Linked DNA regions of Homo sapiens: all the other regions are linked to region 1. The links are chromatin loops, found by intact Hi-C in ENCODE. Cell type or tissue: GM12878. All regions are shown on one strand.

What was found. A loop is a pair of places that touch in the nucleus more often than their neighbours do. Peaks named below come from ENCODE experiments on the same cell type or tissue, not always from the same donor. Only the 100,000 strongest peaks of a DNase experiment are listed, where the experiment ranks them.
Region 2: a loop joins it to region 1, with 3 times the contacts of the local background. A loop is called at or near these places in 16 of 110 quality-filtered maps.
Region 3: a loop joins it to region 1, with 2.9 times the contacts of the local background. A loop is called at or near these places in 2 of 110 quality-filtered maps.

The regions. Positions count from the first base shown.
Region 1 is chr15:52,462,593-52,470,592 of GRCh38, reverse strand. The region is part of intron 1 of MYO5A (myosin VA); the gene reads left to right. Among named protein-coding and RNA genes, the nearest start is that of MYO5A, 62 kb to the left of the region's middle. RefSeq lists enhancers at 4,141-4,430, 4,075-4,830. In GM12878, CTCF peaks have their summits at 4,170 and 6,808 (motif pointing right); DNase peaks (open chromatin) are centred at 4,252 and 5,912; H3K4me3 peaks cover 1,771 bases; H3K27ac peaks cover 4,325 bases.
Region 2 is chr15:52,252,377-52,260,376 of GRCh38, reverse strand. MYO5C (myosin VC) reads left to right here. Exons shown (of 41, transcript NM_018728.4): 11 at 3,657-3,738; 12 at 6,920-7,060. Among named protein-coding and RNA genes, the nearest start is that of MIR1266, 21 kb to the left of the region's middle. RefSeq lists enhancers at 1-177, 2,484-3,060. In GM12878, CTCF peaks have their summits at 3,890 (motif pointing left) and 5,849; a DNase peak (open chromatin) is centred at 3,876.
Region 3 is chr15:52,374,527-52,382,526 of GRCh38, reverse strand. It overlaps MYO5A (myosin VA), which reads left to right. Exons shown (of 42, transcript NM_001382347.1): 17 at 2,619-2,705; 18 at 2,794-2,902; 19 at 5,969-6,180; 20 at 7,067-7,223. Among named protein-coding and RNA genes, the nearest start is that of MYO5C, 83 kb to the right of the region's middle. RefSeq lists an enhancer at 2,819-3,208. In GM12878, a CTCF peak has its summit at 3,092; DNase peaks (open chromatin) are centred at 2,896 and 3,386; H3K4me3 peaks cover 1,444 bases; H3K27ac peaks cover 4,596 bases.

The sequences.
Region 1 (8,000 bases):
CCACAACCTCCACCTCCCAGGTTCAAGGGATTCTCCTGCCTCAGCCTCCCGAGTAGCTGGGATTACAGAGATGCGCCACCACGCCGGCTAATTTTGTGTTTTTAGTAGAGACGGAGTTTCTCCATGTTGGTCCGGGTGTTCTCGAACTCCCCACCTCAGGTGATCTGCCTGCCTCGGCCTCCCAACGTGCTGGTTTTACAGGCGTGAGCCACTGCGCCTGGCCCAAGGATGGCCTTTTAAAGTTCCTTTGATATTGGGCAATGTCCCTGGCCACCTAGAACCCTATGAATTCAACACCAAAGCTATCAAAGTGGTCTACTTGCCCCCAAACACAGCACGTCTAATTCAGCCTCTAGATCAGGGGGTCATAAGAACCTTTAAGCTTCATTACACATGGTACTCTGTGGAAAGAATTGTCAATGCTATGGAAGAAGACCCCCAACAGAGGGAACGTCATCAGTGTCTGGAAGGATTACACCATTGAAGGTGCCATTATTGTTATAGAAAACGCTGTGAAAGCCATGCAGCCCAAAACAATAAATTGGTGCTGTAGAAAATCGTCCAGATGTTGTGAATGCCTTCGTAGGATTTACAACAGTGCCAATCAAGGAAATCATGAAAGAGATTATGGATGTGGCAAAAAGGGTGGGGAGTGAAGAGTTTTGGGCTATGAATCTTGGAGAAATTCAAGAGCAAATAGACACTACACCAAAGCAATTAACGGAAGCCAACTTGATGGAGATGAGTATATCTGAACCAGTGCCGGACTGTGAGAAAAAAGATACAGAAGTAGCAGTGTCAGGAAGCAAATTGACATTAGACAATCTAGCAGAAGAGTTCTGATTTTTCAAGACTGCTTTTGACTTCTTTTACATGAACCCTCCTATGATTTGGGCACTGAAACAAAATCAAACAGTTGCAGAAGGATTGGTACCCTTATAGAAACATTCTTAGAGAATGGAAAAGCAAAAAAGACAGAAATTATGACGTATTTCTGTAAAGTTACACTAAGTGTGCCTGTTTCTCCTGCCTCCCCTTCTGTCTCCTCTATCTCTGCTGCCTCTGTCATCCCTGAGGCAGCAAGACCAAGCCCTCCTCTTCCTCCTCCTCCTCAGCCTACTCAGTATGAAGATGACAAGGTGAACACCTTTATGATTCTCCACTTCCACTTACTAAATAGTAAATATATTCTTTTCCTTTTGATTTTCTTAATAAGTTTCTTTTCTCTAGCTTACTTTATTGTAAAAATATGGTATTTTAATACATATACAGAATATGTGTTAATCAACTGTTTATGTTATCAGTAAAACTTCTGGTCAATAGGAGGCTATTAGTAGTAGTAAAGTTTTTGGGGAGTCAAAAGTTACACACAAATTTCCAACTGTGCAGGGGATTGGCACTGCTTACCCACATGTTGTTCAAGGGTCAACTGTATATTATTATAGTTAACCTTTACACTAATATACATATATGAATTAGCCTTTGTGTAATTTCCAATTTTTCACTTTTACAAACAATGCTGCAGAACATTTTTAGAAATAATTATTTGTATTTTTTAGTATCTCCGTGGGAAAATTTTATATATGAACTTTCTGATTCAAGGATATGTATATTTTAAAAACTTTTGGTTTTATTGTAAAAATAGTACTTACTCATGAAAAAATGAGAAATATGGAAGTATGTAAAGTACAAAATTAAAGGTTCCCTCACCACCTATTTCAGTATGCATCCCTGAAATATGTATTTCACATTGTTGAAGAAATTACCAAATTGCTCTCTCAAAGGTTGTGCCTGTTGATTCCATCACCAATATATGAAAATACCTGTTTGTCCACTTTCTTCCTAACACAGGTTATTTTCAATCCTTTAAATATTTTCAAATTTAATTTGCAACTTTTAAATATTTTGTTATTATGTTTTATAGAGACAGGGTCTGTCTCTGTCACCAAGGCTGGAGTGCACTGGCATGATCATAAATCACTACAGCCTTGAACTCCTGGGCTCAAGTGGTTCTCCCACCCCAGCCTCCCAAGTAACTGGAACTACAGGTGCACACCACCACACCCAGCTAATTAAAAAAAATTTTTTTTACATTTTTGTAGAGACGGGGTCTCACCGTCTTGCCCAAGCTGGGCTTGAACTCCTGGGCTCAAGCAGTACTCCCACCTCAGCCTCTCAAAATGCTGGGATTATAGATATTAGCCATTGTACCTGGCCTAATACTGTATTTTAAATTTGCATTTGCTTAATTATTAGTGAGACTGCACATCTTTTTAATTTTTTATTTTTCTGAGACAGGATCTCATTCTGTCACCCAGGCTGGTGTACAGTGGTGTGACCTCGGCTCACTGCAGCCTCTGCCTTCCCAGCTCGGGTGATCCTCCCGAATAGTTGGGACAATTTTGTCTAGAGATGAGGTCTCACTGTATTGCCCAGGCTGGTCTCCAACTCCTAGGCTCAAGCAATCCTCATGCCTCAGCTTCTCAAAGTGCTGGGATTACAGACATGAGCCACTGCACCTGGTCCATCTTTTCTTTGTTTAACTTTTTAAATGGTGCTTCTGTTCGCTACCTGTTTTTTTCTTTTGCCTATTTGCTACTAGGTTGTTTATCTTTTTCTTATTAATTCGCTGATATGTGAGGTTTTGTTTTATGAAGCTTAATCTTGCTGGACATAAAATTATTGGCTGCTAGGTTTTTCTTTTTTCTTTCATCACTTTGAAAATGCCATCCCATTCTCTTCTGGCCTGTGAGAGTTCTGCTGAGAAGTGTGCCATTAGTCTGATGGGGTTTCCTTTATAGGCAACTAAGTGTGCTTTTCTCTTGCCGATTTAAAATTTTTTTCCTTCACTTTGACTTTAGACAGTCTGATGATAATATGCTGTGGTGAAGTTTTTTTTGCAGTTTATTTTCCTGGGGATTGCTGGGCCTCCTGTAGCTGGATGTCTAAATCTCTTTCTTGACTTGGGAAATTTTCATCAATTATTTCCTTAAATAGGTTTTCAGAACTTTTTGCATTTTCTTCCTCCTTGAGAATACCAATAATTCGTAAGCTTGGTTGCCTTATGTAGACCCTAATATCTTGATGTCTTTATTCATTCTTTTTTCCTCACTTTTGTCTGATTATGTTATTTCAAAAGACTTGTCTTCAAGTTTTGAGATTCTTTTTTTCTGCTTAGTCTAGTCTATTTTTGAAGCATTTCAAATGTATTTTGTAATTCCTTCAATAATTTTTCAGACCCAGAATTTCTGTTTGTTTTTGAAATCTGTCTCCTGTAAATTCCTCATGTGCATCCTAAATTGATTTTCTGATTTTCTTTATATTAGTTTGCAGATTTCTCTTGCATCTCATTGAGCTTCTTTAAAATCAATACTTTGAATTATTTATCGACATTTCAAGGATTTTTGTTCTGCTTAGGATCTATTGCCAAATAATTATTTTGTTCCTTTGAGGGCGCCATAATACCTTGCTTTTTCATACTTCCTATATGTTGATTTCTGTGTATCTGAAGATGTGACTATGATGCTGATTGGGTAGGGCCATTTGTCTGCATGAAGTGACAAAGACTTTGTATGATTTCCTTGGATATACATAGCCTTAATGCGGTAGCTTTCTTGAATGCTGGTTGTAGTGGCGTACCAGGCAGTGAGCAGACACACAACCTCCTGTGCAGCTGTGATGTCATGGGTGATAGGGGCAGTAGTTGTGAGAAGCTCTTCTCTTTCTCAAGTGCTGTGCTCTTGTGTTAATTGTTGCAGTGGGCTCTTCAGGCTGTCCCAGAAGGTGGATTGGGCCATGGAACCCCCAGGGGCCTGGATCCTGCACCCTATCTTGGAGTGGGGGGCAAAGCTGGAATGGAGCTAAGTTAGCTAGGCCTGCACTCAGACCACCTACCCTGATGGGAGTGGCTACCTACCCTGATTTAGGCCTCTGGTAAAATACCTGGGTTAGGGCTGACCACTGTTATGCTGATGTCTCAGCCTGGGAAGGGAGGGTGGTTCTAGCTTCACAGCCTTGGCTGGCAGACATGGGACCTGCTTCCCTCTTACACCCCAGTCTTGGCAAGGTTCATGCCCCCATCTCAACTATGTTAGCCAGTCTGGCTGTTCACTTAGTCACTACAGTTTGCTTCTCGTCTGCAGTGCAGTCTTGGGCTATAGGAGTCACTGTGCAGCTCAATACTACACCTCTCTGGCACTTCTCCTCCTCTGGTCCATGGGTGGGGTTGGGGGGAGCCCAGTTTCAGCACCAGCAGCTGGAGCCCATACCACACTCATTTCTCAGTTCTGGCTGTGGGAGCCCCTCCCACAGGTTTCAGTTCCCCAAGCCCCAGCCTGAGTCTCTCTACTGCCAAAGACTGCTGCTGCTGTGGCTAGCTCCCAGGCGTGTGAGGTGCAGCTTGCTAAGTAAGAGCTAGGAAAGAGAATAGGGTCCTGCTGTAGGTGTCCAGTCTGAAGGAATGCCTGGGATACTTCCTCAAGCAGTTCCTTCTCACAGTCTCCTGGCTGCTCCGCATGTTAGATCTAGGGCTTAGAAGGGGCAAGGTACTTTCCTGTGGTCTGGATTGCTCGATTCCCTAGTGGGAAAGTGGACCACAGAGAGATATGTACCCTTTTCCATATTGGGGATTCACTCCTGGTTTTTGGCCGGTCCTGGCCATACGGGCTACCTACCTTCCTTCTTCTCAGATTTTGGAGTTTCTTTTTGCTTTTCTGTTGGACTCATTGCTTTTCATGTCAAACATATTATCATGGATAATATGTTCAAAGTATGATTGTCTACACACTATTTTGGTTCTTCTGAGTTTATGAAGTGTGCTAGAAAAGCCTCTAGTCAGCCATCTTGGGCGAAAAAAATCTCAAGATGTATCTTTTTCTTAATGATTTGTAAGAGTTCTTTTTAAAAGTCTTTTTAAATTTATTCTATTTATTTTCTAGAGACAGGGTCTTGCTCTGTTGCTCAGGCTGGAGTGCAGTGGCATGATCATAGCGCACTATACTTTCGAATTCCTGAATTCAAGCAATCCTCCTGCCCTAGCCTCCCAAGTAGCTGGGACTACAGGCAAAAGTTCTTTATACATTAAGGGACTTTGCTTTTTTACAAATATATTTTTGGTCACCCTGTATTTTGGGTTTGTTTATGATGTATTTTGGCACCCAGAAGTTTTTTATTTTTCTGAAAAATATTTTATACCAACCATTCTTTCAAAATTATAAAACCTAGATCAACTTTCATAGCTGCTTTTCTCGGCTAAAATTAAGCTAAAAGGACACTTAATAAAAGGGGCAAGGATAGGGGATCATGGGAGGAGTTAATAAGAAAGCATCATGCAGCCCAAAGTTTAACACTTCCACTTAAAGATGCAGGCCAACAGGGCTTTTTTGCTTAAGGTGTCTCAGCCAGCAGCAAGATGGCCTACTCATTTGCCCTCTCAAAGCCAGCTCATTATAGAATTCCGTAATAATCTTGCCCTGACCTTACTACCAAGGCTGCTGTTTCCAGGTCAAGAATCTCCCTTCTAGTGCTCATCATTAATGAGGTAATACCAGTGAAATGTCCCTCCTTGCCCCTGCCCTTAGGTAAAGCTGACTCCCAGTGTGGCCAATACAGTCTCTATTTGCCTAATATGGATGACATTTTGGAAGCAATTATGTGTATATTAGATAAATCCTGTCTACAGGCTAAATGTGAGTGACAGTCATATATACATAACTAGGAAAACGACTAATCATAAGCAGGAGTTGTACAAGATGTGCTTTTGTTTATGATTAAAAGACTGCTGATTAGAACTAGGGTGTTGGAAACATCTGGTCATTCATTACTCTGCTTAAAAGCCTGTGATGAATCCCTGTCTCATGCAGTATATAGGCCAAACTGCCTACCATGGCACATGAGGTCTTTCACATCCTGCTCCTAACCTATTTTTTCAGTCAGCTAAACACTATGCTAAGCACTTTCATTTCACACATATTTATTGAGTACCTGCTAGTTACCAAACATTGTTCTAGGTTTCGGTGTTCGTTGTCCCTGCCCTCACAGGCTTTCTGGCTAGTTAGGGACACAAAGAATCCCACATAACCAAAACAATCTATAGAGTAGTCAGGGTGGACTTTTTCTGAGAAAAACGCATATATAAACTGAGACCAGAAGAGTGAGAAGGAACTAGTCCTAAGAAGAGATGGGAAATGAGGGGAAGGTGTTCTAGGCAGTGGGTACAGCAATGGCATTGAACTTGTAGTTTGGGTGTTCTAGGAACAACAGAAGGCTGGCACAGCCAGAGCTCAGGGGAAGGGAGAAGACCCCAGTGAGTTGCTGTTAAACCTGTGGGTAGGGGCCAGATCACATAGTACATCGTAGAGTATAGTAAAGGAATTCAGATGCAGCACAATGAGGTACCTGAATCGGGGTTTGGCCTGGGGTTGGGCTGGCGACAAAACTGTGTAGTGGTTTTAAGCCTTATCTAATTTATCTGCATCACAACTCTCTGAGGCAGGTATTACTAATAACCAGTTTTATGGATGAGAATCCTGAGGAAGAAAGTTGGGTAATTGTTCAAGGTCACACAGTTGGAAAGTATTGGAGCTTCTGGATCTGTCTAACTCCAGAGCCCATGTTCTCAAATGTAATTGTATATACAGTCTAATTGGTTTATTTTGTAAGTAAGGGAATTGAGATTCAGAAAAATTAAAAATAAACTAGAATGATTAAGAGGATGTGAGGCACTGTTTAAAAAATTTATGCTCTTCTTCCATCTGGAAAGATGAAGAATGAACTTTTGATCTGGTGGAAGCTTCTAACACTATGAGGCACCTGAAGAGGGCAATGCTGACTTATTCACTACAAAAATAGCTTAGGCATCTTTTGAAGCTTCAGATAAGTAATTCACAGGTCAAATAAAAGGAAGTGCTTTTGATACAGTTGGTAGCTGATTATTTCAGATACAGATTAACAATGTTTCCAGTAGCTTTTAGGAAATCTGTAGAACAAGTTAGCAAAACAGAAAACCTCTTCTGTATAAAGCATACTAAAATACTGATGAAAATGTCTGTAAGAGAAGTTTAAATAACTAAGAAAATGAGGAAAAAATGAGTACAGGGAAAATGAAATTTTATAATAATAAAAAAAGAAAGCAATTTTAGTTGTAAGTTTTATAATATTTAAACATTTTAGTTTTATATGTCTTAAGAAATACTTAACTCATGGATGACGTTTTTTAATATAACTGAAAAGCCACTATAGAGGGGTAAAGGAAATAATATCCTTTCTTAGTTTTTACAGACAGAATGAAATTCTTATTTCTAGAGAAGTCCATCTTGATGAAGAAAGTGTGGTCAAGTCACTGCCAGGATGCCGGCTTGACATCTGGGGAAAAGGCTGAGGCACAAGTTCTTTTAGAGTCTTTGTTTGCTTATGCTGCATTTTTCTCTCAAAATACCCTCTCAGCGTATACAGTTGGAGTACCTGTCACTCAAGAAAAAATGTCCTTTAGTTCATGAGATTTTTACAACCTAAAATAGACTGACAATCAATTTTGATCTTTCTGTTATGATTCCCATTGTCCTGTCAGTTTCTCTCAGTCATACTGAGAACCCGACCACCCAATTTGGATGATTTTCTCTATCAGTTCAATCATACCACTTAACATCTTAGGGCTGTCAGATTTAAGGGAAGCAAAGTGTACTCTTGATCTCTCTAGATGTTTGGAAATTACTGAATGAGAATTTCATAACCTTTTTTTTTTTTTTCCAAGACGGATTCTCGCTGTCGCCCAGGATGGAGTGCAGTGGCACAATCTTGGCTCACAGCAACCTCCACCTCCAGGGTTCAAGAGATTATCCTGCCTCAGCCTCCAGAGTAGCTGGGACTACAGGTGTGTGCCACCGTGCCCGGCCAATTTTTGTATTTTTAGTAGAGATGGGGTTTCACCATGTTGGCCAGGCTGGTCTGGAACTCTTGACCTCAGGCAATCTGCCCACCTTGGCCTCCGAAAGTGCTGGGAT
Region 2 (8,000 bases), 210 kb after region 1:
TAGGCTTGCACCTTGCCCAAGCCCAGCGGCCAGAGGTGGACTGAACCCAGGTCTCTGATCAACCACCCCCCTACCCCAATCCTTTTCCGTTCTTGGGTGAGAAGGTCTTGGATTTTCCCCAGCCCTCCTCCAGGAGGTCTTACCCTTCATCCCACCCTGGAGTTGGGTTCTTTTTCATTCTCTCTGCCTGGTCCTCCTTTTCTAAACCCCGGGCTCAGCTCGTGCTGAAACAGCTATGGAGTAACCAGAGTGGAAGCTGGCATGGAGGGCTCTGTGGAGATTGTTATCCTTCAGGCTTTTCTAGCAGCTGGCCCCAGTGCCCAGCCCTTGCCCCTCTCCTGGGACCCACCCTGGTTTCTTAACAGGAGAAGGGGAAGATTGACCCATGAAAGGCATCCTGGAGTGTTCCACCTGGATTGGGGGATCTTCCCCACACCATGGCAAAAAGCAGCTCAACCCCATTCCCCATGCAAAGGGGAGAGCTGAGCTCTGGCCTTCACGGCCCTGCTGCTGCCTCCTGGGGAGGAGGGGGACAGGGCCACACCACGCTGTTGGACTTGCACCCAGGTGGAGAGGCAGCTTTTCCCATAGCTGTCAAATGGGAGACAGTCAAGGGAGCTGCTTTGTTTAATTTAGATCCTAAGTTAATACATATGGCTCCCAATTAATAGTACGTGTCAACAGTTATAAAATGCTTAATACATTACTGGGATAGCCTAGTCAATTATTTACCTTGTCTTCTTCCCAGAAAGTGTTTGAGCAGCCAGTTAAAAGCTTAAGTGAACTTTTAAAAATGGATAGTCCTCATTAAAAATAGTCCTGTTTCATTGTGGTGGAAATACGTAATTATTCTGTTATTCCCTGTTCTTTTGGGTGTTTTTAAGATGTATTTTTAAATGACAGTCCTTTATTTTAACAGTATATTATTTCTTTCTTTTTTTTCTTTTTTTTTTTTTTGAGACGGAGTCTTGCTCTGTTGCCCAGGCTGGAGTGCAGTGGCACCATCTCGGCTCACTGCAACCTCTGCCTCCCAGGTTCAAGCGATTCTCCTGTCTCAGCCTCCTGGGTAGCTGGGACTACAGGCACCTGCCACTACGCCCGGCTGATTTTTTTTATTTTTAGTAGAGACTGGGTTTCACCGTATTAGCCAGGATGGTCTCGATCTCCTGACCTTGTGATCTGTCCATCTCGGCCTCCCAAAGTGCTGGGATTACAGGCGTGAGCCACTGCACCCAGCCATTATTTCATATTTTTATCTAACAGATGTTTATGTCCCAGGCACTGTGTTGGAGGCAGTGGTTGAACAGCATAGATGTACGGCTCCTGCCACCGTGGGACTGAGACTGGTGAGGGCAGCAGGCCGGCAGTAGAGGTTAGGATGAGTCCTGGGAAGGGAGGAAGGTGTGCTGGAGGTTAGCAGAGGGTGGGGACAGAGCAAGGGCAGCCATGTGCAAGGAGTAGTGAGCTGGACGGTGGCCCCCAGGCAGGATCCAGAACCACTGTAATAAGGAATTTGAATTTTTCAGCTATGTGGAAAAACCTGAGACAAGAGTATTTATAAATACACAAAGACTTGTTAGAGTAAATTATTTTAAGATTCCTCTCAAAAATTCTAACAATAGCCTGTTTGCTGCCACCCTTGAGTTCATGATACGCCTCCAAAAAAATCAGCTTTCCTCTAGGCAGCAGGGCTGCAGCCTGGGGCCAAGCCTTTCCCGCCCCCTCCAGCAGCCTCGCTTCTAGGCTAACCCTCGCCTAGGCATACCTGCAACTTTTGAGAAAGCTCTTTTTGACTTGGAAATAAGGAAGCCTCAAAGGAAGACTTAGCATCTTTGAAAGCCAGTAAAGCTGAAGCTGTGAGCTTCAAGGTCTAAGCTGAGAGTGAATGAAGGCTGGTGACTCCCCAGCCTGTCGTGTATTTATGTTCTTTGGACCCAGAGTTGGAAAAACCTGGGTCTGGGGGTCAGACCCCTGGGAATGAGCTCCGTAGCATACCAGTTACGTGACCTCAAGAAAGTCACAGAACCTCTCCAAGCCTTAGTTTCTGCATCTACAAGATGGGGCCTCTCTTGCAGGGTGATTTTGAACATATGATGGAAGAAATTATGCAGGTACCTTGAAAACCATAAGCATGGTTCCAGTGTGAAGTGTTTTCATAGCCAATGTGCCTCTAGCATTTTAAGTCACAGATCTAGGTCTTTCCATGGGTCCTAAACTTCAGATTTTTGTGCCCCAAAATAATGCATTGATGTTTGACATTTTGCCAGGTTCTAGAAAGCCCTGCCCTTGGCCCCAGCTGTGAGCTGCAGAGCTCAGTGAGACCCTTTTTAATCTTCCCCCAGGCCCAGCCCTGGCCTTGCTTCCATGAGCAGACCAGCCTCCGAATCTCTGAGCCACCAAGGCTGCGTGTGGAATGGGGCTGTCAGAGCTGCTATGAATCACCCTGGAGCTGTCTAGAGGACAGTCCAGGTTCTTACCCTGCCCAGGAATTCCAGATTGAGCCAAACCAGCTCAGTCAAGTGAGACTCCCAGGGGACCTGTGATAGGAGCCGGCAGGAACCTCTCAGGATTAGAGCGATTAAGAACAAAGCTTTGGAGGCACCAAGCACTGGGGTCGAATTGCATTTCTGGCACCACTTGCTGGCTGTTGGTCCTCACCATGGTCACTCCTTCTCTGACCCTCGTGTGTGACAGTGGAGTCACAGGAGCCCTTCACATAGGGCTGTGTTAGGGTTATAGGAGGTGACGTGCATAAATGCTGACACCTTAAAAGTGCTCAGCAAGCTGCCTTCCAGCAGGAGCTCATCTGGCCAGGTGGTAAATTTGGTGCCTCTGTTTTGTTCGGCCCACGTTTTGCAGAGTGGGATTATTCACTTAAAAGTCCCAGTTTTCTGACTTTTCTTAAGAATCAATTAATCTAACATCCTGGGCCGCATTCATCCATGGCTACATCCGGCAGGAGCTGAGTAGCAGCTGCCTCCCCAAGGGCTCCTCTCAGTTCTTGAGCTTGCAACTCCAAGGCAACTGCAGAGGCAGCTGATGAAAGTCTGAATATGGAAGCCAGCCATGTCTGTCTCGTCCCTGATGGGGTGTGCTGGGCTGTAGGATATGAAATGACTTTGCCCTTTTCCTCTAGGAGCTATGAAAGCACCCCTTAGGGAGGCAAAATTGTGCTGCAGTTGTGCTGCTCCTCCCCTCAACAGACAAGGAGAGAATAGGAAACCACATTGCCTTCTCATTGGAGGCACAGGCATCACAGTCAGGCAGCTTCGCAGCTAAGTTCTGACACAAGCTGTGTGACCTTTGGCAAGTTTCTTAACCTCTCGGGCTTATTTTCTGACCTATAAAGTCAGAATAATAATTGCCAATATCACTGTTGTTGTGCGGACTACACCATATGGTGACATGCTTATTTTAATGCCTGGCTTGAGGTAGGTGTTTTATACCTACCAGATTTCTTCCGGGGGACAACCAGGAAAAGGGTTATTTATAAACTGACTACTAGGATATCATTAAAACCAGAAGCTTTGAGGGGTATTTAAAACTTGTAGAAGACATAGCAAACGTTTAAGCTTTTAAGTGTCAAAAAATATCTATAAACAAATGCATATGTCTTGCTTCAGGTTATATTTTAACTTGTTTAAATTGTATTTCAGTTTTGAAACCTTTGATGTGAACAGCTTTGAACAATTTTGCATCAATTACGCTAATGAAAAACTGCAACAACAGTTTAACATGGTAGGTGACCTTTCTGCCTTCTTGACTAGTTCTCAGCCGCGCGCGCGCGCGTGTGTGTGTGTGTGTGTGTGTGTGTTCGTGGAAAGAGGCATTCTTCTTTCTTGAGGTTGCAAATTTTTATGCAAGGAGCCTCACGCTGGGTCACTGCACCACCTTGTGGCCAAATCTTGAAATCACACCCTCTCATCTATTTCATCTTTTTTGAATCACCTGCCAATGTGTGAGCCTCACTGCCCTTCTTGGATACAGACCCTCTGTGCAGCCAGACAAAACTATTTAGTTGGTTGCCTGAGGCCTCCACTTTCTTTCGAGCCTCTCTGTCTTTGCACTTGCTGCTTTCTCTGCCTTAACCCACGTGCTCCTGTTATTTCCCCATTGCTTTATCTTCACGTGGCCAACTCCAGCTTGTGTTTTGAGATCCAGCTTCCCTGAGAGCCTCCTGCGATACCTCCTGGCCTCTTCCTATGTGCTTCCTTATCGCAGGCCTGTCACATGGAATTATCATCATTTGCATGCAAGTTTCCAAATAGACTTGGTCACCTGGAGAGGCCAGGACTGGCATTCTTTGTCTCTCTCAGCCCAGTGCTTATCTCGGCACATGCAGCACTAAACAGCAGATGGCCAATGGATTATGGGAATGAGTTTCTCCAACCTTAATTTAGAACAAGACATATATGGTACCTTCCTAACTAACAATAAGATCAAATGTATCATCCCATGGAAACAGACAGGAGATGGATTCCAATTTTTTTTTTCCACTGGGAAGATTTGTTTATTCAAAAGACGTTTTTGAGTGTATACTGTGTATACCAGGTACCAAGTTAAGTGCTGAGGTAGAAAGATGAATAAAACAATTTAAAAAATGTTGAGTAAATGCTACTTGTGGCTGTTTGGGCATTTATTATTGCTATGTGTATTGAATACAATTTCAACCTCTTAAATCAGTTCCCTAGATGCAAGAACTTTATTGAATTCACTTTTGAATTCCCAACAGTACTGACGCCTTTCTGCTCCTAACAGAAGTCAATGAAATTAAAAGTTGATTGAACATCTTTCTACATTGGCCCTACCATGAAACTACTCTCATATTTTTTTTATAATTGCCTCCTTAACATTTATATTTGGCTCTGTTTCTGAAAAGCCATGAAAGCTAAAATGCTTTACTAACTCACATTTTCCCTTTAGCTTACATTCTAAACTTTGGCTACATGTTTATGGGAAGAATGGTGATTCCAGTTCATAATAGAAATCACACTTTAATACCCTAACAGTTACTCCAAGGAAAGGTTATACCTTTGTTAGTGTCCAGTCTTATGCTCCCTCAGAACCCCTGAGGAAAACATAGCATGACGTCTTGGAGAGTGTGGGCTTTGGCTCAAACTAAATTGGGTTTGAATCTCAGCTCTACCACCTCCCTCTGGGACCTTGGGTTCTCTGAGCCTCTGTTTCCTTGTTTTAAAAATGAGTCATCATTACACATTGTATGTATGTGTCAGAATATCACATGTACCACAAAACTATGTACAACTATTATGTATCAATTTAAAAAGAGTCAATAATAACTGTCTAATATTGTGAGAAGACCTAACATTGAATCCTACTCAGTAGAAGTTTCTTTTTTTTTTTTTGGCCCAGAATTAATTCATGTATAACCATTAAATTTCATTCCATTGTAAATTTCATTTCTTTAGCATTTGCAAGGCTCTCCTGGAAGTTTAACATTAATAACTACAGCTGAGGTTTATTCCAAGTGCATATTCAGTATAACTCACCTGAAGTCAAACTCTCTGTGGCTGCTACCCTGTTCCCTGGCTGCAATGGCGTGCTGCTCCCCAACATGTCCACCTTAACCTCAAAGTGACACTTATACCAGATGTCTTGCCAAAAATCACAAATCAGAGGCTGTAATTCTATTTTTTTTTTTTTGCTTTTGTTCTCCTCTCCTGTTCTTCTTCCTCTTCCACTTCCTCCTCCTTCTCTTCCTTTTTCCTCTTCTCCTTTTTCTGAGTCATCCATCAATGTGTAGATCCTCCCAGGAGGGGTAGTATCTTCAATTGTCAGCACAGAAAGCTTTGGGTAGGACTCTCCTGATCTCCAGTCCCCCTCTTCTGGCTGCCACTGGGCCTTGCACCTGATGCCCCCAGGGAGCTCAGCAGTAGCAAGTGTAGAAGTGCCGGTGCCACCTTCTCCTCTCAGCCCGCTTACCCTCCACGTGACTTTCTGTGGTCAAGTCACGCCATGGACCCCATGTCCTGAGCCTGACATTCATCCTGACCTCTTCGCTCCTCTTCCTCCTCCCTGAGTCCCAGCCATCAAGAGCATCGGGCTGAGTCCTCATTGGTCTCACTGCCTCCGGTTCTTCCCTCCTCTGAGCCATCCTCCAGGTCTCATCATAACCCCTCCGCCCTCCAGCGGGTCCTCACTGCTCCTAGAAAAAGGCCATAGGCCCAGAATTCTCTAAGGAGGGTGTGAAGGTCTCAGGTGATTTGACTGTACCATTCTTTGCCACCACATTGCTGCTGTCCTCCTGTAATTTCTAACCTGCTTGAGGTGCGTTTCTCAAGCACCCATTGAGCTTTCATGTGGTTCCCACTGGGATTCCTCCATAGGAGGGTTTTCTTGATGCCCCACCCCACCCCACCCTACCCCACCTCACCACCTGCCAGCCAAACTTTCTTTCATCCTCCATGGTAAGCCTGAGTACATCCTCTGGGAAGCCTCCCTGATACCCTTACAGCCCAAGTGAGTAGTGCACGAAGATCTCTAAGCAGTGGGCTTCTCCCACCGGCCCCGCAGCTAGCATTCTCAGGTAGCTGGCTCCACCCAGCCAGGCTGCATTAGGCCAAAGAGGCTGGATCTGTCCTTGGATAGCTGCTAGCAGGAAGGGGCTGTAGGACCACACTGAGTACCATGTGGTGCTGGTGGTGACACAGGCTGGCCCAAGCCATGTCCTAGGAGGTAGAGACCCACTCAGACTAGGTGGGAGGATGACAGCTAGACTCGCTTTAGGAACTCGGCGGTATTGATCACGGTATGGGCCTTGTCTATACTTCAGGGTCCTTCTTTTTAAACATAAATATTACAGATCAACCATTTACATTTTCCAAATGCTTACATCCTGCTCTTTGGAAACGTATTTTAATATTCTGTTTTACTTTCTGTATTAACTTTGGATTCCCAGCATGTCTTCAAACTGGAACAAGAAGAATACATGAAGGAAGATATACCTTGGACGCTGATAGATTTTTATGACAATCAACCAGTTATTGACCTGATTGAAGCAAAAATGGGAATTCTGGAGTTACTGGATGAAGAATGTTTGGTAACTTTTAAGAATAATTGTTTTTTTCAGCTTTTAAGTAGTAACAGATGAGCATTTTGCAAAGCAGTTTTTTTGAAGTGTGCTTGTGAAGTCCTGATGTTTATCCAGTTGGTTGGATGGATATTAATGCTGGGACAGCATCCACAGCAGGGACCCCAGAGGGCCCACTGGGCCTTTTGCCCTCAGCCTGTGTAGACCACGCTTGGGGAGCTGCACCACCTCTTTTACCTGACTTCCAGCATGGAGGCTGTCCCAAAGTGTATGTAGAAACATGCATGAAAACAGCAAGTGACTCCACTCAAGTTGTCGGTGACTAATAAGAATTGAGTTTTCTTTTACATCCTGATTCTTGTGAGTCATCAAGAAAAATCAACATCGTATGATTCACCAGAAGAGCTTTCTAGAGTTTTCTTCTTACCATTTCCCTCTGGGAAACTCTGAAGTAGGCCAGCCTGGCAGTGTCTCTCATGGGGCCACAAGAACAAATAATCCCAAAGTGAGGATTAATAAGGTTTCGGGGTTAAAGGATTTTTTTTTTTTTTGAGACGGAGTCTTGCTCTATCACCCAGGCTGGAGTGCAGTGGTGCCATCTCGGCTCACTGCAACCTCCGCTTCCTGAGTTCAAGTGATTCTCCTGTTCCAGCCTCCGGAGTAGCTGGAATTATAGGCGCACACCACCATGCCCAGCTAATTTTTTGTATTTTTGGTAGAGACGGGGTTTCACCATGTTAGCCAGGATGGTCTGGATCTCCTGACCTCGTGATCCGCCTGCCTCGGCCTCCCAAAGTGCTGGGATTACAGGCATGAGCCACTGCGCCCGGCCAATTTTTGTATTTTTAGTAGAGATGGGGTTTCCATCTCAAAAAAAAAAAAATCACATGTATCAAGATCAAATTTCGCAACTAGCTTAGTACAAGGAGGTATGCCCTTATTTCAAGGA
Region 3 (8,000 bases), 88 kb after region 1:
CGATCTCGGCTTACCGCAACCTCTGCCTCCCAGGTTCAAGTGATTCTCCTGCCTCAGCCTCCCGAGTAGCTGGGATTACAGGCATGCACCATCATGCCCAACTAATTTTCTATTTTTAGTAGAGACAGGGTTTCATCATCTTGGCCAGGCTGGTCTTGAACTCCTGACTTCGTGATCCGTCCCCACTCGGCCTCCCAGTGGGATTACAGGCGCGAGCCACCATGCCCAGCCTATTTTTCTAATTTTAAAAGTAATACATGTACATTGTAAAGACAGTTTTCAGGAAATACAGAATAGTATAAAAATAAATGAAAAAGCATCCGTCAGCCGGGTGCAGTGGCTCACACCTGTAATCCCAGCACTTGGGAGGCCAGGGTGGGTGGATCACCTGAGGTCAGGAGCTTGAGACCAACCTGGCCAACATGGTCAAACCCTGTCTCTACTAAAAGTACAAAAATTAGCCGGGTGTAGTGGCGGGCGCCTGTAATCCCAGCTACTCGGGAGGCTGAGGCAGGAGAATCACTTGAACCTGGGAGGCTGCAGTTGCAGTGAGCCGAGATCACTCCACTGCACTCTAGCCTGCGGGACAAGAGTGAGACTTCGTCTCAAAAAAAGAAAAAAGGAAAAGAAAAAGCATCCATCATACCCAGAGAGATAACTGGTATTAACTGTCATACATTGTTCTTGATTAACCACCTTCCCTTCCCTCCATGCTCCGTGTGTGTGTGTGTGTGTGTGTGTGTGAGAGAGAGAGAGAGAGAGACACAAAAGGAGGGGCCTTGTGCTATGATTGCTGTTTAGTCTTTACTTTTAACTTGACAGATTGTGAACACTTTCCCTTTTGGTAAGTAAAAAGTCACATAATCATATAATGGCTACAGAGTATCCCATTGTGTAGACATAGTATATTTATTTAAATTAGTTCCTACTGATGGCCATTTAAGTTGTTCCAACAATGCTATAATAAACATCCTGTGCCAAACATTTTTGTATATTTGTCTGATTATCTCATTGGGATAATGTGACTCTAGAAGTGGAATTTATAGGTCAAAGACCAGGCACACTTAACAAAGGTTGTAATAGCTCCCACCCCTCACCCCCTCCACAGTGTATGAGTGCCCTTTTCCCTACCCCCGTGCCAGTCCTGCTGTCTGGAGATTCTGCCTTAGACTGGAGCACAGTTCTGAAGGACTGCTGTCTTTCTCTCTGCTTCATCACCAAGAAGTCCTTTCTGGAAGAAGTGGGAAGCAGGAAGAAGCTGCTACACTTTGGCCTCTGTCCTGGACAGCCCTCAGGACCATGACCTTTTATCAACCAACCCGCTCTTCCACCACCAACAGACACCTGAGAAGATAGCACAGGGGAGGCCCGGATGGATCGCTCAGAACTTAACTATGGGAGTCACAGGAGCAATCATTTGGCCGAAGGGAAACCTTTCTACTTCCTCTTCAGTGCCAGTTTAACTTGAAGATGTCATTTGCCTAGAGTAAAATAAATACAAAATGTAATACAAAACAAAAATCTTGTTCATTGATGTAGACACTATGTTTAGAACAGTAGTAATTTTTAAAAAAATATAACCGTATGGGGCATATTTAATTTGTGCTTCCTGTTAGAGAAATCTCCAGGGTTGACCAGTCTTTATTCCAGGGGAGCTCTGTATACTGAGCTAATGACTTCTGAGAGCTTCTTGTCAGGCCATGCCATGAAATGAGTATGGGCAAAGTGCAAAGGAGTGCTGTGTTGTTGCTGTTGTTTTTTAGACGGAGTCTCGCCCTGTCACCCAGGCTGGAATGCAATGGCGTGGTCTCGGCTCACTGCAACCTCTGCCTCCCGGGTTCAAGCGATTCTCCTGCCTCAGCCTCTGGAGTAGCTGGGATTACAGGCGCCTGCCACCATGCCTGGCTAATTTTTGTATTTTTTGTAGAGACGGGGTTTCACCATGTTGGCCAGGCTGGTCTCAAACTGCTGACCTCGTGATCCGCCTGCCCTTGGCCTCCTAAAGTGCTGGGATTACAGGCGTGAGCCACTGCGCCCAGCCATGTTGTGTTGTTTTAAATGTGCTCAGTGGACTTTCTTTTTGTTGTTGTTGAGACAAAATCTCATTCTGTCACCCAGGCTGGAGTGCAGTGGTGCGATCTTGGCTCACTGCAACCTCTACCTCCCAGGTTCAAGTGATTCTCCTGCCTCAGCCTCCCAAGTAGCTGGGATTACAGGTGTATGCCACCATGCTCGGCTAATTTTTCTGTTTTTAGTAGAGACGGGGTTTCACCATGTTGGCCAGACTGGTCTTGAACTCCTGACCTCAGGTGATCTACCCTCCTGGGCCTCCCAAAATTCTGGGATTATAGGTGTGAGCTACCTCGCCCAGCACACTCTTATGAGTTTGTGGTTTGAGTTGCAGGTAATGTTTACAGCTCTTTATTTTTACTGCTTATCATCTCCTCCCCATTCTCTCATAGTTTTCCATTTTGATCACTGCTCCGACTTCTGAAAGCTTTCTTTTCTGATTTATCCATTTTGCTCTTACGAAAGAATTTACACCCTGACTGAGGAGAGTAATTTGTGGCCACCAGCCAGGTTCTTTGTGGACTAACAGCTTTGATTTTTATTTGTAGGTTTGATGAGAAGAGGGCAGTGCAGCAGCTGAGAGCATGTGGTGTCCTGGAAACCATCCGAATCAGTGCGGCCGGTTTCCCCTCACGGTGAGCCTGGCATTTTTCAGATGTAAGGGATCCTAATGGGAGAAGATCCTAGTTCTTTAAGTAAACTCAGATGGTTTTCTTTTAATAGGTGGACTTACCAAGAATTTTTCAGCCGCTACCGTGTCCTAATGAAGCAGAAAGATGTGCTGAGTGACAGAAAGCAAACATGCAAGAATGTGTTAGAGAAACTGATACTGGTGAGAATGATTTCGCTTACCGTCATCTGAGCAGAAGGCCTTGTGGTTCTGACCTTGGAAAGCCCCGGGAACTTTTGTATAACATTTTACTAGTCCAGATCATTTCGGGGTGGGATCAGAGAGGGGCACACTACTGTGTTTAGGATGCTGGAACTAGCGAGGATGATAGTCCACCGTCAGGAGGCAGAGCTGTGAGGCCTGGACCCACATTTGAAACACATTCTTCTTAGACAGCTTGATTATTATTGATAAAAGTGTACCTAGTACTTACATCTAGAAGACACCAGGCCAAATGCTGTGTGATTAAGAAAAAATAAAGCTTGTTCTCAGGTAATATAGTCTTACTTGGAAAGTAATACTTTTTAAAGACGAGTATAATATTTAACTGTAGTGTCTATATCAAATGCTGAATGAATGGAACAAGAAATCAGGGGATGACAAAGCGACGTCCAGCTATGGGAAGGAGAGATTTCATCAAAGAGGTGTGTTTTGAGTCAGGCCCTGAGAATGGGTAAGGTTATGCAAAAATGGAAGGAGACTATTATAAGAGGGAGTAAGAGCAGGGTAAGCATAGGGTTTGCTCAGAAAACAGTTTTTTGCAGTGTGAGATTTGTGTATGGGACAGTAGAGAAATGGTTAGGAAATGTAGGTTGGTGTTACAGAGAGTCTTGCAGACCAGGCTAAAGAGTTCTCCAACTTTACTGTGACCTGGAATGCTTGTTAAAATACAGATTGCTGGGCCCCGCCATCAGAATTTCTGATTCAGTAGGTCTGAGGTTGGGCCCAAGAATTTGTATTTCCCGGGTGATGCCGATGCTGTCTGAGGACTATATTTTGAGAACTACTGATCTTGGTCTTAGAGAATTAAAGATTCATGAAAAGTTTTTAAAATAATATTTTCACTTGGTTAACACTATCCTAGATGGAGTACCTCACTTTGAGCTAATTGATCATAATTACTAGCTGTGAACTAAATGTGATGCCTTTTTTTTGTTAATAATATTTTTTCCTTGAAAGAGCTAAGGCCACTTCCTCAGCAATGCTTTTTTTTTTTTTTTAACTGGGGCTTTTTGAGTTTGCCCCAATTCCCTTCTTTTTTTTTTTTTTTTGAGACAGTCTTGCTCTTTCACCCAGGCTGGAGTACAGTGGCATCTCGGCTCACTGCAACCTCCGCCTCGTGGGTTCAAGCCATTCTCCTACCTCAGCCCCCCCAGTAGCTGGGATTATAGGTGCACACCACCACACCCAGCTAATTTTTGTATTTTTAGTAGAAACAGGGTTTTACCATGTTGGCCAGGCTGGTCTTGAACTCCTGACCTCGTGATCTGCCCGCCTCGGCCTCCCAAAGTGCTGGGATTACAGGTGTGAGCCACTGCGCCCAGCCTGCCCAATCCCCTTCTAACCTGTGTTCAGGTGGGAATGTAGAGCAGAAAGTAGGAACAGGCCTATTCCTGGTCCTCTCACCCAGGCCATTTCAGGCCTGGATCAGGGCTTTGTGGGAATTTAGTTAGGCAGAGGAGGCTGAAAGATGGAGGCAGGGTTGGTGTGAGGTGTGAAGCGGGATGCGGGTAAGGACCACTTTTCTAGCTAGGTTTCCAATGTAAACTTTATTGATTTAAATTGAAATAATTGTAGATTTTTTAGATATATGTGGATGTGTCAGATTTTTTGGTTTCATATATGAGATAATATGAGATATCTACTCATAGGGAAAAATGATTTTCTCTGTTTTCCCTTAGACTTTCAGATCACATGGCCAAGCATGGTGGCTCACGCCCTTAATCCCAGCACTTTTGGAGGCCGTGGCGGGCGGACTGCTTGAGGCCCAGCGTTTGAGGCCACCCTGGCCAATATGGTGAAACCCTGTCTCCACTAAAAATACAAAAATTAGCTGGACGTAGTGGTGTTTACCTGTAATCCCAGCTACTCAGGGGGCTGAGGCAGGAGTGTCGCTTGAACCCAGAAGGCGGAGGCTGCAGTGAGCCGAGATTACAGCACTGTACTCCAGCTTGGGAGACAGAGCGAGACTCATCTCAAAAAAAAAAAAAAAGAATTCCAGGTCACAGTAATGATTCTTACATATAAATTCCATTCTTTGATGCAAGAATGATTAATGATTTGCATACTTCTAGATAAGGTGAATCACAATGTAATATAAATTATTATGTTTTTGTAAAAGGAGTTTGAAAGGATTTTTTTTTTTTGAGACGGATTCTTGCTCTGTTGCTAGGCTGGAGTGCAGTGGCGCGATCTTGGCTCACTGCAACCTCCACCTCCTGGGTTCAAGCAATTCCCCTGCCTCAGCCTCCCAAGTAGTTGGGAATACAGGTGCATGCCACCATGCCCGGCTAATTTTTTGTATTTTAATAGAGACAGGGTTTCACCATGTTGGCCAGGATGTTCTCGATCTCCTGACCTCATGATCCGCCAGCCTTGACCTCCCGAAGTGCTAGGATTACACACGTGAGCCACTACACCCGGCCAATTTGTAGGATTTTAAACATATTTATGGGGTTTTGTTAGTTTGTTTTCAGATATTATTGATAAAGCCAAGAGCTAACTGTTTAGAAACATAACTCAATATGAATACCCAAGGATTTTGGTTTTTGGTTTTTGAATTTTATTTCATAAACGTTTCTTCCTGCCTTATTCTTCACACTGGTGTTTTTGTCCCTTCAGCTTCTCATGGAATATACAGCCCGCTGTAATCCTTACAACCTGGGTCAGTCAGAGAGAGTCAGCATCTCCATTTCCTTGAGATGTTTAAAACACAAACAAGCAAATAATAACTGCCTATAACCCACAACCAAGTTTTGGGCCTCAGATAATAATTCCAGGTAGAATAATTCTGGAAAATAACTCTTAAACTGCAGTTTTTCTTAAAATCCCTTCTATTTGCTCAACTTGCATAGGATTAAAAATCTGGCTCCATTAGTTAATTGTGATGTAGCCCAAGTTTTAGCTAATAGAGTCATTCCTTTACTGATTCTGCTTTTAGACATTTTTTCTTTTAAATTTCACTTATATGATTATTATTTCTGAATATACAATTTCTTCCAAAAATAGGACAAGGACAAATACCAGTTTGGTAAGACAAAGATCTTTTTCCGTGCCGGTCAAGTGGCCTATCTAGAAAAATTGAGAGCTGACAAACTGAGAGCTGCCTGCATCCGGATCCAGAAGACCATCCGAGGGTGGCTGCTGAGAAAGAAGTACCTACGCATGCGGAAGGCAGCCATCACCATGCAGAGATACGTGCGGGGCTACCAGGCCCGATGGTAGGTCTCCTGGGGACAGAGTAGAGTGCCCATCTAATTCACTGTCCAACCAAGGACAGTTTTGACTGGTCACCATAGCTGAAAAGATAACACCTCACCTTTTCTTAGTTCCAAGGGACAACAAATTAACTCATAGGACAGCTAAATAGAATAAAATTTCACTCAGCCTTATGAATGATTCAGATTTATCTTCAAAACATTTACAAACTGCTGCTTACTTATGTCCTCAAAATTTTTATTTTTGATACTTTTATATTGGGCTTGAGGAAATCATGTATCAATTAAAACAGTCGTGAATATGAGCTAGGTAATAATGACTTCATTGTATAATTTTTGGGAGCAATTAACTGAGAGGGTCTGGAAGAGAATTACACTTTAGTGTGATTACTTATTAGTTTAATTTTAATTGAGAAGTATAAGTAGAACTGAATTAATCATGAGCTTATAGCCTAACAAAATCAGGAAAAATATGGTAGATGAATAATGGCTAGATCCAAGAAAGCTGGTGATAACTAAGTATGAGATTACTGTGTATGTCTGTCTGTTCTATAAAGAGGCATGGCCTGGGGTAAATGGATCCTGTTGTAGAAAGAATGAATTTTTGTGAATTTTGCTTTCTTGTAAAATCTGGCAATGTGGGCCATCCTACTTTCCAGAGTTAGGGAGGGCTCAAATGAGATAATAAATGCAAAAATACTTTGGGAAACTATAAATTGCTATACAAATGTAAGTAAATATAAATGTTGACTTAGCATGCACATTATTAGAATAATACAATGGAGGTACTATTTATGCCTAAAACAGTGACACTCTTTAAGTTTCTCTAATATGTATTCCTGCATTTTTTTCTGATTACTGACAACATAATGTTATTTTCTTTGGCCAGCTATGCTAAGTTTCTGCGCAGAACCAAGGCAGCAACCATCATTCAAAAGTACTGGCGCATGTATGTGGTCCGCAGGAGGTACAAGATTAGACGAGCTGCCACTATCGTTCTTCAGTCTTACTTGCGAGGCTTCTTGGCCAGAAATAGGTATCGCAAGGTGAGGCATTATTTTCAACTTTGTTTATTCATTCTATTAGCATTAACCAAATTTCACATCTATACAGAGTACCACAGGGGCTACAATGAAGGTAGGAACTGTATGGGGACAACCAGCTATTGAAATGCATATTTATTTATTTTAAAAAATTCTTTTTTAGAAATAGGATCTCGCTCTGTCACCCTGGCTGGGGTGCAGTGGTGCAGTCATAGTACACTGCAGCCTCAAACTCCTGGCCTCAAGCAGTCTTCCCACTGTGGCTTCCCAAAGTGCTGAGATTATAGGTATGAGCCATTGTGCACATGCCCAGCCTGAAATGCATTTTAAAATACTAAATAATCACATACAGTTATTAACAAAACAATGGGAAAAAAACTTTTACCTCCTTCTTTCTCTTTGTTTATATAATTTGAAAAAAAAAGTATGTTAGTTTACTGTGGCTGCTATAATAAATTATCACAAACTTGTTACCTTAAAACAGCCAAAATTAATTCTCTCAGAGTTCTGGAGACCAGAAGTCCAAAATCATTATCAATGGGACAAAATCAAGTTGTCAGCAGGCTGCTCTCCTTCCAGAAGCTCCAGGGGAGAATCCATTCCTTGCCTCTTGCAGCTTCTGGTGGCTGCCAGCATTCCTGTGCTTGTAGCCACATCAGTCCAGTCTCAGCCTCTGTTTTCACAGCATTTTCTCTTCTGTGTATCTGACTTGACTTCTCCTATCTGCCTCTTATAAGAATAATTATGATAGCATTTGGTTCCACCCATGTGATCCAGGAT